Linked DNA regions of Homo sapiens: region 1 is linked to region 2. The links are chromatin contacts, found by Hi-C in ENCODE. All regions are on one chromosome and are shown on one strand. The core of a region is the stretch at or near the end of the contact, and the rest is flanking DNA. Distances in the headings are between cores, read along the strand shown.

Region 1 (7,512 bases), core at 4,383-6,882, 2.6 Mb before region 2:
AGAGACGTGGTTTCGCCATGTTGGCCAGGCTGGTCTCGAACTCCTGACTTCTGGTTGATCTGCCCACCGCAACCTCCCAAAGTGCAGGGATTACAGGCATAAACCACCACGCCCGGTTTTTTTTTTTTTTTTTTGAGATGGAGTTTTGCTCTTGTTGCCCAGACTGGAGTGCAGTTCCTCAATCTCGGCTCACTGCAACCTCTGCCTCCCAGATTCAAGCAATTCTTCTGCCTCAGCCTCTGGAGTAGCTGGGATTACAGGCACCTGCCACCATTCCCGGCTAATTTTTTGTATTTTTAGTAGAGACAGGGTTTCACCATGTTGGCCAGGCTGATCTTGAACTCCTGACTTCAGGTGATCCACCCGCCTCAGCCTCCCAGAGTGCTGGGATTACAGGCATGAGCCACCACACCCAGCTTTAGCTGGCATTTTTCTACAAAGAGGATCTTCAACTAGAAATGAACCACAGTTTCTCCTTAAAAAGGCAGGATAAATGCTTAATTCTCTAAGGAAAGGGTTTTGTTTTTTCTTTTTAAACAAGAGATTCTAGAATGTGTTTGTATGCTAAGAGGATAACTCTGTGGAAGGAAAAGCTGGATGGTACGAGAGATGGAGTTACAGAGGTGTAACATCCCCAGAAGGTGAGAGGATTTAGAATTCAGGTGGGGAAGGAGGAGAAGGGGTAGGATGTTGGAAGACAAAAGAAAAAGTGTGAGCTGCTCATCTGGGCAGAGTGATAGGGCCTGCTTAGTGAGAAATGCACCAGAGGATTGCTGGGCCTGGTTAGTGTCCTATTGAGGCTGGGAGTTGCGACCCTGTCTGCATAGCAAGCAGTTTTCTCCTCCACATTTAGAAGGTAAGGGAGGTCGGGCGCAGTGGCTCACGCCTATAATCCCAACACTTTGGGAGGCCGAGGCAGGTGGATCACCTAAGGTTGGGACTTCGAGACCAGCCTGACCAACATGGAGAAACCCTGTCTCTACTAAAAATACAAAATTACTGCACTCCAGCCTGGGCGACAGAGTGAGACTCCATCTCAAAAAAAAAAAAAATACAAAATTAGGCAGGCGTGGTGGCGCATGCCTGTAATCCCAGCTACTCGGGAGGCTGAGGCAGGAGAATCGCTTGAATCTGGGAGGAGGAGATTGCGGTGAGCTGAGATCGTGCCATTGCACTCCAGCCTAGGCAACAAGAGCGAAACTCTGTCTCAAAAAAAAAAAAAAAAAAAAAAGAAGGTAATGGTTAGATTCCTGCAGGCCTGGGTTTTCCAGGCAGGTACACTGGAGGGAGAGGGAGGGAGAGGGAGGCCGGACAGTGCCAGGTCTTTGCAACGAATGACCATAAGGACTGACAGCAGAATCTAGGCTGGTTGAAAGCAGGAGTGAGAAGAGGAGGAGAGTGATGGCTAGCTGGGAAATGGATGAGAGAGGTCTCATTGGGCTTGCTGGGCTTTGATTTTTGATTTTGGTATCAGTTTTTAGAATTGTTTTATTTATTTATTTAGAGACAGGGTCTTGCTCTGTCACCCAGCCTAGAGTGCAGTGGTACAACCATGGCTCACTGCAGCCTCGAACTCCTGGGCTGCCCAGGCTGGTCTCGAACTCCTGGCTTCAAGTGATCCTCCTGTCTCAGCCTCCCAAAGTTCTGGGATTACAGGTGTGAGCCACCATACCTGACTTAGAATTGTTTTCAAGGAGCTTGTGAATACATGGGCTGAAAGGATAGGAAACTGTGGTCAGAGAGTTGAGGTTTAATTGAATGAATGAATGAATGAATGAATGATAGTGAACACTTATGTGGTATTTACTATGTGCCAAACACTCCTCTAACAGCTCACTGATTTCTCTCAAGACTTCTGTGAGGTGAGGTCTACTAAATTTCCATTTTACATATGAGGAAACTGAGGTACAGAAAGGTGAAATAACTTGGGCAGGGCGCGGTGGCCCACACCTATAATCCCAGCACTTTGGGAGGCCAAGGCAGGTGGATCAGTTGAGGTCAGGAGTTTGAGACCAGCCTGGCCAACAGAGCGAAACCCTGTCTCTACTAAAAATACAAAAATTAGCTGGGTGTGGTGGCTCACGCCTGTAATCCCAGACACTCAAGAGGCTGAGGCAGGAGAATCGCTTGAACCTGGGAGTTACAGTGAGCCAAGATCACATCACTGCACTCCAGCCTGGGAGACAGAGCAAGACTCTGTCTAAAAAAAAAAAAAAAAAAAAAAGGTGAAATAACTTGTCCAAGGTCAGAGTTGGTCTGCAAACCAGGCAGCCTGGGCCCAGAGTCTGTGTTCCTAATCAAGGTTATTCTGAAAGGATGAATGAGGGCATAGAATCCACTTTGCTCGTCCTAAGAAGTGCCAGCTGTCTCCTGACCTCAGATTGGGTCAGAGCCCTAATCTGGTTTAGAGAGGTCCAGAGACAAAAAACAATGAACACAGAAATATATAATTCCAGATTGTGATAGCCATAGAGGAGACAAACTGGATGCTGAGACCGAGAATAAGGAGACCTTCTTAGATGTGGCAGTCAGGGGAGGCTTCCCTGAGGAGACGGCACTTCAATTGAAGAATAAAAAGGAAGCAGTACTGTGAAGAGCAAGAAGAAGAGCATCCTAGGAAGAGGGAACACCATGTAAAAAGACTGTGAGACAAAAATTCAGTGTATTCTAGGAACTGAAAAAGATCCAAATGTGGGTAAAGGGAAAGATGGCTAAAGCTGGGACTGGAGAGGAGGCAGGGGCCAAGCACACAGGGCCTCAGAGGACAAGACAAAGCTGCTGGATTTTATTATTCTTTATTATTATGGTATCGTATGTATTGTATTTTTATTTTTCCAAGCAAAATGAAAGGTAAGGCACTGGGAGATTTTAAGCAAGGGACTAATGTGGCCCAACACATATTTTAAAAAGTAGAAGCAATTTTTTTTTTTGAGACGGAGTCTTGCTTTGTCGCCCAGGCTGAAGTCCAGTGCCGTGATCTCCGCTCACTGCAACCTCCGCCTCCTGGGTTCAAACGATTCTCCTGCCTCAGCCTCCTGAGTAGCTGGGATTACAGGCACCGGCACCACACCCAGCTAATTTTGGTATTTTTAGTAGAGGCGGGGCTTCACCAAATTGGCCAGGCTGGTCTCGATCTCCTGACCTCAAGTGATTCGCCCGCCTCAGCCTCCCAAAACAATGGGATTACAGGCGTCAGCCACCGAGCCCGGCCTGAGAAGCAATGTTGTCATTTTGTTCTTCCATTCATTTGCTTATTCAGTCATCAATTCTTGAATTTCTTCATTCATTCTTTCTTACCTTCCATTATTTAGTTTTTCACTGGGCTTTCCTTTGTTCATCTGTTAATTCCTTTGTCCTTTGGTTGATTCACGTGTTCCTATACACAGAAAGCCTGCTACTGTGTGCTGGGCCTTGTGTGGGTACTGGAGGCATCTACAAGAGCCAGACCCCTGCCCTTGAGGAAAACATATCCCACACACCCATCCCCCAGGAACCAGTGGTGCCCCAGGCAGAAGATGCTGAGGTTCTGCTGGGGGTGTGGAGTGGGTAGAGGCAGCAATCAGGGAAGGCCTCTAGAGCAGATGCTTGTGAGTCAGACCTTGAAGGATGACAGAGCGAGCATGATAGATTGGGGGGATCCCCCAAGAGCAGGGACCAGTCTCTCATCTCTGTGTTCCCTAAGGCTGGCACCTAAGACACAATTATAAACGTTTGCTTGTTTGCTAATTGAACATGTGGGCCGATGGCCAGGCAGGGAGCATTTGATGGCGGAGGTGATGCTGCCCGGCTAGGGTGAAGCCACTCTTCCAGAGACCCTGCACTGCCACTGGCTCCTCTGTCTTCCTCCTCATCCCTCCTCCCATTTCCTAAGAGAAAAGCATTCTTATCTCCATCCCACCACTCTGTTACCCCAGGCACATTGGGCCACACTTGAGCATGTGTACGCATGCACACACACATCCCCACATGCCCCTGCCCATACAAAGAAACACACTTGCCTGCACACCATGGCCTAGTTGTTGATTCCAAAAGCAAAGTCATCATGTCATTGCTTTCTCTCTCTCTCTCTCTCTCACACACACACACACACACACACACTTCTGTGTTTACGCACACTCTCCCTGCCTCTCACCACATCCCAACAGACACATCCTTCTCCACCAAACAGCCCTCCCCACCACACCTCTTCCTCTCCTGGACAGGAGGGATATTCCGGGTTCTTGCTTTAAGGCTGAAGTAACAGTGGTGGGAGTGGGGACTGAACCCCAGATTGAGGAGGGGTCAGGGATCCCTATCAGACAGAGAGACTGGAACTGATAGAGGATGCTACCGTTTCTCTTTTTGTTTTTAAAAATCTTTTTCCACATGTTCTAAGATACTCAGTTTTTCTTCCTTTTTTTTTTTTTTTTTTTTTTTCTTGAGACGGAGTCTCGCTCTGTCGCCCAGGCTGGAGTGCAGTGGCGCCATCTCGGCTCACTGCAAGCTCCGCCTCCCGGGTTCACACCATTCTCCTGCCTCAGCCTCCTGAGTAGCTGAGACTACAGGCGCCCGCCACCACGCCCGGCTAATTTTTTGATTTTTAGTAGAGATGGGCTTTCACTGTGTTAGCCAGGACGGTCTTGATCTCCTAACATCGTGATCCACCCGCCTCGGCCTCCCAAAGTGCTGGGATTACAGGCGTGAGCCGCTGCACCCGGCCTTTTCTTTCTTTTTTTTAAAAAAAGTCATTTTCTGCAACAAAACCCACATTCTTTTTTTGTGTTTTTTTTTTTTAAGGCAGGGTCTTGCTCTGTCACCCAAGGTAGAGTGCAGTAGCTCAATCACAGCTCACTGCAGCCTCGACCTGCCTGACTCGAGGGATCCTTCCACCTCTGCCTCTGCAGTAGCTGGGACCACAGGTGCACACCACCACACCGAGCTAACTTAAGAAAAATTTTTTTTGGTAGAGATGGTGTCTCCCTATGCTGCCTAGGCTGGTCTGGAATTCCTGGGCTCAAGCAATCCTCCCACCCAACCTCCCAAAGTGCTGGGATTACAGGCTGAGCCACTGCCCCCAGCCAGTTACTCAGTTTTTCTAAAACTTGGGTGCCTGGGGGAGGCTGACACCCTTCCCACTCCTCTGAAAGGCAGTTTCCTAAGGGAAGGGTCTTCTGCTGCTCACCACCCTTAACAGCCCTGTGTCCCCAGTGCTCAGCCCCTGAGGAAGGGAAGGCGTGCTGACAGGGTCCATGTGATCCATGTCCAGTGGCTCTGGTGACAGCAGTCTGAAGTCAACTGGCTGTGAGAACTCGAGTAAGGCCAGTCCCGATCTGGTCCTCAGTGATGGAGAAAAGCCCCTCTTAACCTCCAATTCAATGATCCTAAAAGAGCAGGTGCTTCGGGGGTGCTGAAACTGCGCTTTTGGAGGGGGCTTTTGGGAAGGCCGGGCTGGGGACTCAGGTCTGGAGGGTGACAGAGCCGACCTCCCGTAAACCAGGGAGGAGGAAGGTGGGGGCGGGTGGGCCTAGGATCTGGGGGCGCCTCCTCGCTGCGGGGAGCTGGCTTGGGGCTAGGGCGTGACTGTCTCCCTGCCACCATCACCGCCCGCCGGCCGTGACTGCAATAAGAGAAGTCCGAGGCGGCTTCCTCCTCCCTGCCCAGCAGGGGCGGCGGTCAGAGGCGGGCAGCACCCCAGTTCTCCCCGCACGCCGGCACTCGCGGCTGCTGGAGCCCCGGCTGGCTCACCCCGGGGCCGGGCAGAATTGGGCTCCAGGTAAGCGACAGCGTCGGGTGGGGACTGGGCAGGTCAAGCAGTGCCCTCCCCCTCGAGGCTCTGGAGAGAGGACTGGGGGTACACGGGAAGAGAAGCCTGAACCTGGGGGTCGGGGGACACATGAGCAAGGTGACAGCCAAAGGGACCCCAGCCCGAAAAGGCCTAAGGAGGAAAACGGGCGACCTGAAAAGCAAGGCTGATAAACCTGGAGGAGAGGGCGGAGGGGAGCACGGGGGAAGCCGACCAAAGGGACCCCCAAAAAGGTCTAGTGGGTAAAATGGAGGGGACTGATAAGAGTTTAGGAAGGGGGCTGAGGTGGGGGAGAAGGATTAAGGGGAATCCCCAGGACGGTCTGGGGGAGAAACTGAAGGGATCGTGAGAGTGGGACTTTGGGGAGAAGCCGACGGGTCTGATGGGTCCAGGAGAGGGGAAATGGGTGGGGGTGCTGGAGGGAACAGGAGAGGGAGCTGGCGGGAAGGGGGTTGAGGAGAACGACTTCTGGAGGACGGAGAACCTGGGGTGCAATTGCGGGTCCAGGAAGTTCCCCTCTTCCGAGCCGGCCGAAGTCGGGGTGAAGCCCACAGCCCGCAGGGTAACGTTAGCGGCCGCGACCGCGGCCCCGCGACCCTCTCGGCCCGCCCTTGCGGTAGGTTCCGGGCTGCAGGGGACTCCTGCCGGGCGCGCGAGGCGTGGGTCCCCGCTTCCTGGGGAAGTCCCCGCCCTCGGCAGGGACAGGCCTCTCCGGGCGCCCCCTCCGCGCCCGCGGCGGTCTCGGCCCGCGCTCCCCGCTGGATCCGGGAATTGCTGCCGCCCCGACGGAAATCCTGCCTTTGACCGCGAGTGCCCGCAGGGGCTGCCTCCAAGGCAACGAGAGGGCGGGCCGCGCTGGGCCGCCGCGGGGCTCCGGGTGGGCGCAGCCCCCTTTGCTCTCCGCCTTCGCCCCCTTTTGGAATCCTCGGTCTGGTGGGTGGGGGGTGGGCTTCCCGACCGAGGTAGGAGGCGATGCCGCTGTGTTCAGGGATCCTGGGGTGGAGGATCTGCTGTTTGAGAGACCTGGGTTCTTAGCAAGACTGGGCCCTTAATTGCTGTGTGACTGTGGGCAAGTTACAGGGCTTCTCTGGGCCTCACTTTCCTCATCTGAACTATGGTGAGAAATGATCCTTGTGTCCACTCTTCCCCCACGAGAATCAGGTGCAGAAAGCAGTTTTTGCTGAGTGTCCTGAAGGGTTAAGGGCTATCCCTGACTCAGCGAGCCTCCCCTTCACCTTCTCAAAAACATGCAGAGGAGGCCAGCCTGGGCAGCACAGGGAGACCCCCGTCCTGTCTCTACAAAAAAATATAGTTAGCCAGAAGGCTGGAAGTGGTGGCACCTGCTGTAGTCCCAGCTACTCCAGAGGCTGAGGCCGGAGGATCGCTGGAGCCCACGAGTTCAAGGCTGCAGTGAGAGCTCCTGGATGAGAGAGTGAGATTTTGTCTGTAAACAACAACAACAACAAAAAGCATGGAGGGGGACCAGACTGCCCGGCTCTCACTGACAGGGCCTCCAGGGACCAGCACACAGTTGGCGTCTAAATAGTTTATGGCTCTGATGAGAGCCCATACTGGGGAGGTCAGCAGAGTTAAAATCTGTCTCACACCCTCTCTGGTGCTGCATCCAGTTGGCCGCCCCTCGGGTGTGTACTCTCAGGGGCCCTGATGTCCTTGGCATCCTTCCGACTGTGGTGATGATGGGAGAGCAGGACCCTGTTCCCACTTCACAG
Region 2 (7,882 bases), core at 4,104-6,603:
CCCCCTTGCTGGCCTGGCTGCACCCCCTGAACACTGCATTGCCCCTGTTGGCGTGGCTGCTGCAGCCACTGTAGCCCTTATGTGGGCAGAAACGGCAGCGCCTTTGCTGGCATGGCTGGTCTGTGGTCAGATAAGCTGCTCCCCACCCACCCTGGCATGGCCACTGGGAAGCACGCTGTGGTCCACTGATGGCCTCTGCTGCCAGGATCCAGGTCTGAGGCCACAGCTGTCTGCATCAATGGCAGTGCTCGAGGCACTCACTGGACATCTCTAGATGGCGGCTGCTGTTCCTTCAATGGGGGCAGCCCAGCCTCACTTTGAAGTCCATCACTCAAGGGACCCCAGCTCCTCCAAGACCCTGGACCCCCAAGACTCTCTGTGCCCACCTCTTCCCAGAACCTCTCTCTGGCCCTGGTGATCTTTCGACTCCCAAGGATGGAGCTGAGTGGTCCTTTCTTACGGGACTTCAGGGTAGCAGAGAGTGGCAGCAGGACAGGGGACCTTCCTCCCTGCTCCCATAATGCTCCAAGGCCATCACAAATAGCCCGGGATCTCCAATAGCCCGTGGCACAGCTGCCCTGGGAGAGTAGGCTACTCTGAGACCGCCTGTCTCCCCCAAACCCTCATCAGGCAGCAGTTTCAAGGCCTGTGTTCTCCAGGGGGCATCAAAGGGATTTCTGTATAATGACAGAGAAGCTTCTGGAAAATTTTCATGGCCATTGGTGCTCCAGGCTTCTCCCAGCCTCTGGCCACCTTGGTGGTACTTATTCAGTCCACAAACCTTGGGGACCTACTGTGTGCCAGAGACTGTGCTTGCCGTGGGGATGGGGCAATGGGAGGCCAGACCCATCTCTACCCTGGGGACACTCACAGTCTGGGTGAGGACACAGGCGGAAACAGTGATTTAGCTGCCGTGGTAGTGAGTACACAGAGACTCGCTGTGCGTCACCAGGGTACCTGACAGAGACAATCCTGGAAAGTTCCTGGAGGAAGTGACCTTCCAGCCCATCTCTGAGCCTTGGGGAGGATATAGTCAGGCAATTGGGGAAGGGTCAGTGCTTCAGGCAGGGGAAGAGCATGTGCAAAGCCTCTGAACAGAAGGGGCATGCCCTTTATAGCCTTGAGTCCAAATCCTTATTAGTTACGTTTGCCAGGGACAGGTTGGCACAGTGGCTAAAGGCTGGGGCTCTGGCATCACATGGCCTAGGTTTGAATCTCACTTTGCTGCTTACTAACTATGAGACAATGTATAAATTACTTGACCCCCTCCCCATCCTTCAGTTTCTTCATCTGTAAAATGGGAATATTACTTTACACGAATGGTCCTGCTGAATCCCAACAACACTTCGCAAAGCTGTTGGGATTCAATGGGACCATTCATGTAAAGCACTTAGCACACAATAAATGCTCAATAAATCTTACCACGAATCTCACCTACTGAGCATCTGTGTGTGTTCCGCAGTTTATCTTCACACAGATCTGTGAAGCTTGGACCCACTGCTCCATTTCATAGATAAGAAGACTGAGGGTTAGAGGACTGAATAAGGTGGAGATCGACTGAGGTTTTGGAGGAATCAGGGAGGCTTCTTGGAGGAGGTGGTGGCTGAGCTGGGTGTTGAGAATGGCCACCCCTGCCCCACCCACCAGTCAGGAAGGCTCACTCTAAGCAGAGTATTTCAGCTTCAGGGGCTCCACTGGTCCCGGGCTCCCTGGGTCTGGGGATGGAACAAAAGGGCTGCCCTGGGCACTCCCAAGGCCTCCCAGGAGTCTCAGCAGGGAAGGCCCCATCGGGCCAGGTTCTCAGGCTACAGAGCCTCCAGCGAGCATCAAACAACAAAAAGGCTTTTCTCACTCTGGATGAGTCACCAGAGCGAGCAGACGCCCCGTCCCTGTGCTGAAGAAGATGAAACCACACATCTGAAGAAGTTTCCCACGCCACCACTTGCTTTAAATAGCTGCAGAGAGAAGTGGAGGAGGGAGGGAAGGGGAGAGGGGGTAGGGAAGCAGGGCTGTCCGCACCAGGACCTGGCTGGGGTCTCCCCCATACCCCAGGACCCTGACACGCACCCCTTGAAGCAGGTTGTTGATGAGAACTCAGGCCCCATGGGTGCCAGGGGAGCCCAGCAGAGGCCCAGAGCCCACGGTGGGCCAGGGCACAGCAGACAGATAGGCAGACAGCAGGAGACACATCCAGCTGGGCCGTGGGGTGCACACCCCTGTGTCAGGGTGCAGGCCCAGGAAGGGGGAAGTTGACCTCACTGTGCACCCCGGTGCAGCCTCTAGGCCCCCAGCCAAGCTTCCTCGCAGGTCACCTGACACCCCTGAGTGCTCTGGCTGTGCCCCCCTGCCTGGCTAGGTTCGTGACTGAGCCCTGGGCGGCATTTCCGGAGGCAGGCCGGGAGCTGGGGCTGCTTACGCACTTGCTGTCCCCCCCCGCCTCCAGCAGGGCCGGGTGAGAAGAGAGCCCCCCATCCCCCCCTTCCCGTAAATGAGCTCACCCCCACCCCAGGGCCTCACAGGGATTCTAAGAAGTGGAAGCCAGGCACCTGCTCCTCGCCCACAGCAGGGGGTGGGGGTGGGGTAGGAGGGGGAGGGGCAAGGGAGAGGCCAGGGGTCCTCATAACCCCTCAGCTCAGCCCTCAGGCCTAGGCCAGGGTTCAGGGGCGGCCCCAGGGGTTGGTAAATATTCTTTCCCTTAGGTGTGGAAGAATGCCCTCTCTGTTGTCCATGCGAGAGCAGTGCAGTTCAGGATGCCTCCATGGCCCGGGCCCATTTTTCAGAAGGCAAACTAAGGGAATCCCAGAGATGCCTTGGAGGCCAGTCTGGTTCCCTCCCACGCTGGGAGTAAGATCACCTCCTGGATGTTCGGGCAGCCCTTGGTGACCATCAGTGGCTCACTAAATATCTGCCTTTGGAGACCCTCTAAGCCAAGGCCCAGAGAGGGCAGTGATTTGTCCAAGGTCACACAGCAGGCCGGGGGAGGTCCAGGCATACCTCTAGGTGAGTCCATACCCTGCCCAACCCACCAGTACTGCCAGCAAACATTCATTTGGCATCTACTGGATCCTTTGCAGGGACATGGGATTAAATAAGACAGCATCCCACCGACGGGGTCCAAAAAATAATCATGAGCAGTCGCCAGAACCTGGGCCAGGGGATCTCAGTGCTGCCTTCTCATCCAGGTCTCGAGGCTTTGAAAAAATACAGATTCCAGGGCTCCAGCCCTGAGATTAGGATTCAGCAGACTGGGAAGGAGCCCAGGAACCTGCATTTTATAAAGTTCCTCTAGTTGATCTGATGGATTGAGAAGCTTGGAACAGACTGTAAGCAAATTGAGGGCAGGGGCTGCCCCGAAGGAGGGGAGGGGTTTTCCAAGGGCTTCCAGTGAGAGACACACACCCCAGCCTTCCCCTCCCACACCAACCTCTGCCTGTACACAGGGCCCAGCCCAAAGAGGCTTCCAGGAACGAGGCACTGACAAGAATAGTTCCAAGAGGCTGAATGACGGCCCCCGCCTCTCTCTGCTCTCCCCACTCCCGAGTTCACATGCAGGACAGGGTGGCCATGCTCCAGGCAGCCAACGAGGTGGGCGATCCCACTGTGGACGGCTCTGCCTGGTGTTAGGGCCCTGGCCTGTGCCCTCCGTCCCCCGTCTGCACCCTCCCTGAGGTCCCTGCGGCCCAGGCTGGGTGGCTCCAGGCCTCCGTAGGCTGTAGGTCCTGGGGTGAGGGGGAGTCTCTTGTCTGTCCAGAGAGTATGAGGCTGGGAAAGGCGGGGGTGCTAGGACCTGCAGCTAAGGTGTGTGCGGGCTCGCTTCCTGGTACTCGAGGAGTTTGGTGCTCCCGGGCCTGGTAGCGTGGGAAGCAACATGGAGGCCCTGGGCTGGGCTGTCCCTGTGTGCCTGGCAGAGCATCCAGCCAGGACCAGGCTCAGTGAGGACTCATGGACCGACTGATCTGGGGATGTGGGTGGCAGAAGCTGCCCCCTCCCTGTCTCTAACGCAGTGCCCAGCTCGGCCACCTCACGAGGCCACTGTCCTCTCAGACTCCATGTCTGCTTCTGTGCAATGGGCAGCAGGGGTGGGAAGAGAAAGGCTTGTCCAGGGCCACAGTGGGGCTAGAGGGAGCAGCCAGGCCCCTCAGCAGGCCTGCTCCTAGCGCCAGGGGCCACATCCCCACAGCCTCCGCTTTTGCAGAGGGCAGGGGAGACAGAAGTCACCGAGAGGAAGTAGAGAGCCCTCCCCAGACCCATCTGAGTGGGGCTGCCAATCGCCGGCTCTGGAGCTTCGAGCAGGGCATGGTGCCACGCCTCTCAGAACCCCATTTTCTCATCTGTGCAGCAGAGACCCCCCGACTCCAGAGGGCTGCTTTGAGGGTTAAATGAGCAAAATCTCGTGAATGTGTGAGGAATAGTCATTATTTCGATAGGCGTGATTGACATTTTTCTCACTAGAGTGTGAGTTCCAGGGGCAGGGGTTGTGCCTGACATTGGTAGGTGCTCAGTTGGTTTGTGGAGTGAATAAACGAGTGTAGAGGGAGCCGTTCTCTTGGCCTGTGCTGGAGGCTTCCTGGGGCCTTGTTCAGCACATGTGTGTGCTCACGTTTGTGTGCACCCATGTGTGTAGGCATGCATGTGCATGTGTATGTGCAGGCATGTATGTGTGTGCACGTGTGTGTAGGCATGTATGTGAATATGTGTGTGCAGGTATGTATGTGTGTGCAGATGTGTGCATGCAAGAATGTATGTGTGTATGCATGTGTGTAGGCATGTATGTGAATGTGTGTGTGCAGGCATGTATGTGTGTGTAGGTGTGTGTATGCAGGTAGGTATGTGTGTGCATGTGTGTGTGGGCATGTATGTGAATGTGTGTGTGCAGGCATGTATGTGTGCGTGTGCAGGCATGTATGTGTGTGTGCAGGTGTGTGTGCGCGCAGGTGTGTGTGCAGGCATGTGTGTGTCCGGGCATGTACGTGTGTGTCCAGGCATGTATGCGTGTGTGCAGGTGTGTGTGTGCACAGGCATGTAGGTGTGTGTGTGTGGGCATGTATGCATGTGTGCAGGGGTGTGTGTGTGTGCAGGCATGTGTATGTGTGCAGGTGTGTGTGTGTGCAGGCATGTATGTGCGGGAGTGTGTGTGCACGCATCCACATGCCTGCACACTCCTGCATGCGGGTCTGGCCCCGGTGTGGAAATGTGGGTCTGTGCATGGCCTGTCTGGGTCTGTGTTTTGCATATGGGTCTGGCATGTGGCCATTTGCATGTACTTCTCAGTCTGTGGGCCTATAGCTATGAGTGTGCTCACCCCACAGGTGTCCAGGCTTGGTCCGGAGTGAGGGTGTCTGATTATTGGTGTATGGCGGGTATGGGAGGTTGCCTCCTGCTCTCCTGACTCCCTCTCCCCAACCAGGACTCCAAGTTGTGAGCCCGCCTGGGAGTGCCAGACTATGTAAAACAGAGACCAGGCCCAGGGAAGCCCCTGCAGAGTGGCCCCTGGGGACTTCCAGGCCCCTCCTCCCTGGATGCCCCTCCCCTCAGTAAAGCCTTCTGCCCCTTCCAAAGTCTCATGACTCTCCACTCAGGGGCTTCCTCTCATATCTGGGGGCTGCACACAGTGCCCAGATTTCCCTGTCTGCCCTCTCTCCCACCACTGCTTTCAGCCCCTCTTGCAATGCCAGGCCTGGCGTCTCCCTCCTTCCTTTCTGAGGCCCCCGCTTCACTTCTGCACAGTTCCCCCAGCTGCTTTTGTGAGCTCCACTGTGCGCCAGCTCCTGGGCCCTGGCCCTTCGCCTGCATCATGGTTACCACTGAGAGAGCTTCTAGCTGAAGCCCCATTTTACCAATGAGGAAACTGAAGCTCAGAGAAGTTAAGGAACTTGTTCGAGGTCACACAGCAAGTGAGTGAGAATCAGACACAAACAAGACTCCAAATCCAGGTCTCTTTCTCATACAGCCACACCACCACCATGCTTCAAGTCATATCAATGACTGAGCCTCACTGGGAGGACCGTGTAAACCCCTTCCCCAGATGGACCCCAGGGGTTCAGGCACCTCCCATATCCATGGCTCATAGGATGAAGGCTCCTGGCTCTGGAAAAGGCCTCCTGGCCTCCTTGTGGAGGAACTCAGGCTCACCCTCTGCTCCTGGCGGAGCCATGTTTGGGCCTGGAAACCTCCAAGCCTACCCCAGTTGGGCCAACTTGAAGCCCCCAGGTCTTCTCAATGCCACATAGCACTTGCCTGGCGGGCCCCATGGAGAGGTCAGAATCCCCTTCGGCAGGGTCATTACTGTTTCCCCAGAACACGCTTCCATTTGGCAAGGACACGTGTGTTGGGGGAGCCATGTGGCTTTGATTTAAATTTCACCCTGGAAAAACGATGGTTTGGATTAAGGGAAGAAACAGTTGGTGAAATGTCATGGAAAGAAAGGAGGGGAGAACAGGGAACCTTTGTAGCAAGAGCAGCCCCCAAACTTTCAAACCCACATTCCAGAGGTTTCTGAAGGCCTGCCATGCAGACCTGACCTCCTACCCCAGCATGCTCCTGTCCTCTTCAGTAGCAGTGAGGTGTCCTCAGGAGATATCCCACTGGTCCTGCTCCCTCCTCTTACAGAAGCTGAAACAGAGGCTCAGGGAAGGGTGGCGACCTGCCTGGGGCTATGATGAGTTCTGGTGGCTCATGGAGCTCAAAGGAGGCTAGGGGTGGGGTGAGAAGAGGGACATGAGGCTCTGCTTTCCCCCACTCTGTTGGCACGGGGCTTGACCTCTCTAGGCCTCAGTGTCCCCAATGAGAAAGGGAAGAAAAAGGAATTACAGTATTTTCAATCTCCACTGGAGCTGAGCGAAGCCCAGGAGCCCTGTGGAAGGCCAGTGTGCTTGGCTCTGACTTCCTGACCCTTTGCTTATGCTGGGCTTGGCTCTGACAGCATCCCACGCGTGGCCTGCGCTGAGTTCCCAACACCCACAGTCCCCACCCTACAGACAGCAGACTGAGGCTCCTAGAGGCTAGGAAACTTACAAGGCTCCAAGAGGCTAGGAAACTTACGAGGCCCCTTGGCTAGGATGCGGCCCCAGGGGCTGTTCCTAACCACTGGACTGTGAGGTTGAGGCTGGGAAGAGAGTGGAGAGGATTTAGCCCAGGGCTGTGAGAGCTGGGAACAACCTGAAGCCCACACCCCCAGGAGTACCTCACAGTTTCTAGGTCACCAGCTCTGAGTCAGGAAGTCTCTCGATGTCATCCATTCATTTAGAGGCGGGAGCTGAGGTCAAGCAGAGGGATGTATCCAGGGCCACACAGTGGGGAGGTGCCACATCTCCAGATGGCCAGTGGGGGCTCTGTGGTGTGGATCCTGGAACCAATGCGGGATGACACTCTGACCCGTCAGGCTGGCCTCAGGGACTGTGCAGCCCTGCATCTTCATCTCTGTAGTGGCTGCTTGGGGTCGGAACTCCAGCTGTGGTTATGGGTCCATCTGAGACCAGGGTCAGGGCTCAGTGTGTGGCCGGGGCTATATGTCAGCAATGAGGGCTTGGTCTGTGACCAGGGTCAAGGCTGAGGAGTTTAATGCAGTGAATTGGCTGTAGAAGATAAAAATGGACTCGAAACCCAAAGGACAGAATCGCTGATGGGGGTTGTGCGTGCTGTGATGGGCCAGGGAAGAGCTGGGCACGGGGGCTCTGGATCTACAGAGGCAGGAGCTGGGGCACTTCGACCCCATGAAGTCCTCTTCACACCCACCTCTGCCTGGTGCAGCCCTCCCCCTTCATCCCTGTGCCCCCAGGACAACCCCATCTCTTTCCTCTGGGGAGAAGCCACTGGAAGTCATCCCCCTCCTGACTTGACACCTAAAGGGGCCAGAAGAACCATCTGCCCCCCAGTGCTGGGT

The links. A loop is a pair of places that touch in the nucleus more often than their neighbours do. Pooled maps may share reads with other maps.
Region 1: a loop to region 2 is called in a pooled map, with 32 times the contacts of the local background. The contact joins the promoter of FGR here to the enhancer-like site in region 2. A Hi-C loop is called at or near these places in 2 of 37 single-sample maps with no recorded cell type and 5 of 50 pooled maps.

The regions. Positions count from the first base shown.
Region 1 is chr1:27,633,305-27,640,816 of GRCh38, reverse strand. FGR (FGR proto-oncogene, Src family tyrosine kinase) reads left to right here and starts at 5,632. Exons shown (of 13, transcript NM_005248.3): 1 at 5,632-5,752. RefSeq lists an enhancer at 3,449-3,508 and a silencer at 6,507-6,556.
Region 2 is chr1:25,017,011-25,024,892 of GRCh38, reverse strand. It overlaps MIR4425 (microRNA 4425), which reads right to left and starts at 1,390; the gene lies at 1,307-1,390. RefSeq lists enhancers at 3,760-4,288, 4,547-5,443, 5,401-5,560, 5,601-5,670, 5,761-5,870 and 4 more. Within about 2 kb of position 5,353, at least 3 of the 41 ENCODE cell types and tissues checked have a DNase peak (open chromatin) inside an H3K27ac peak, as active enhancers do.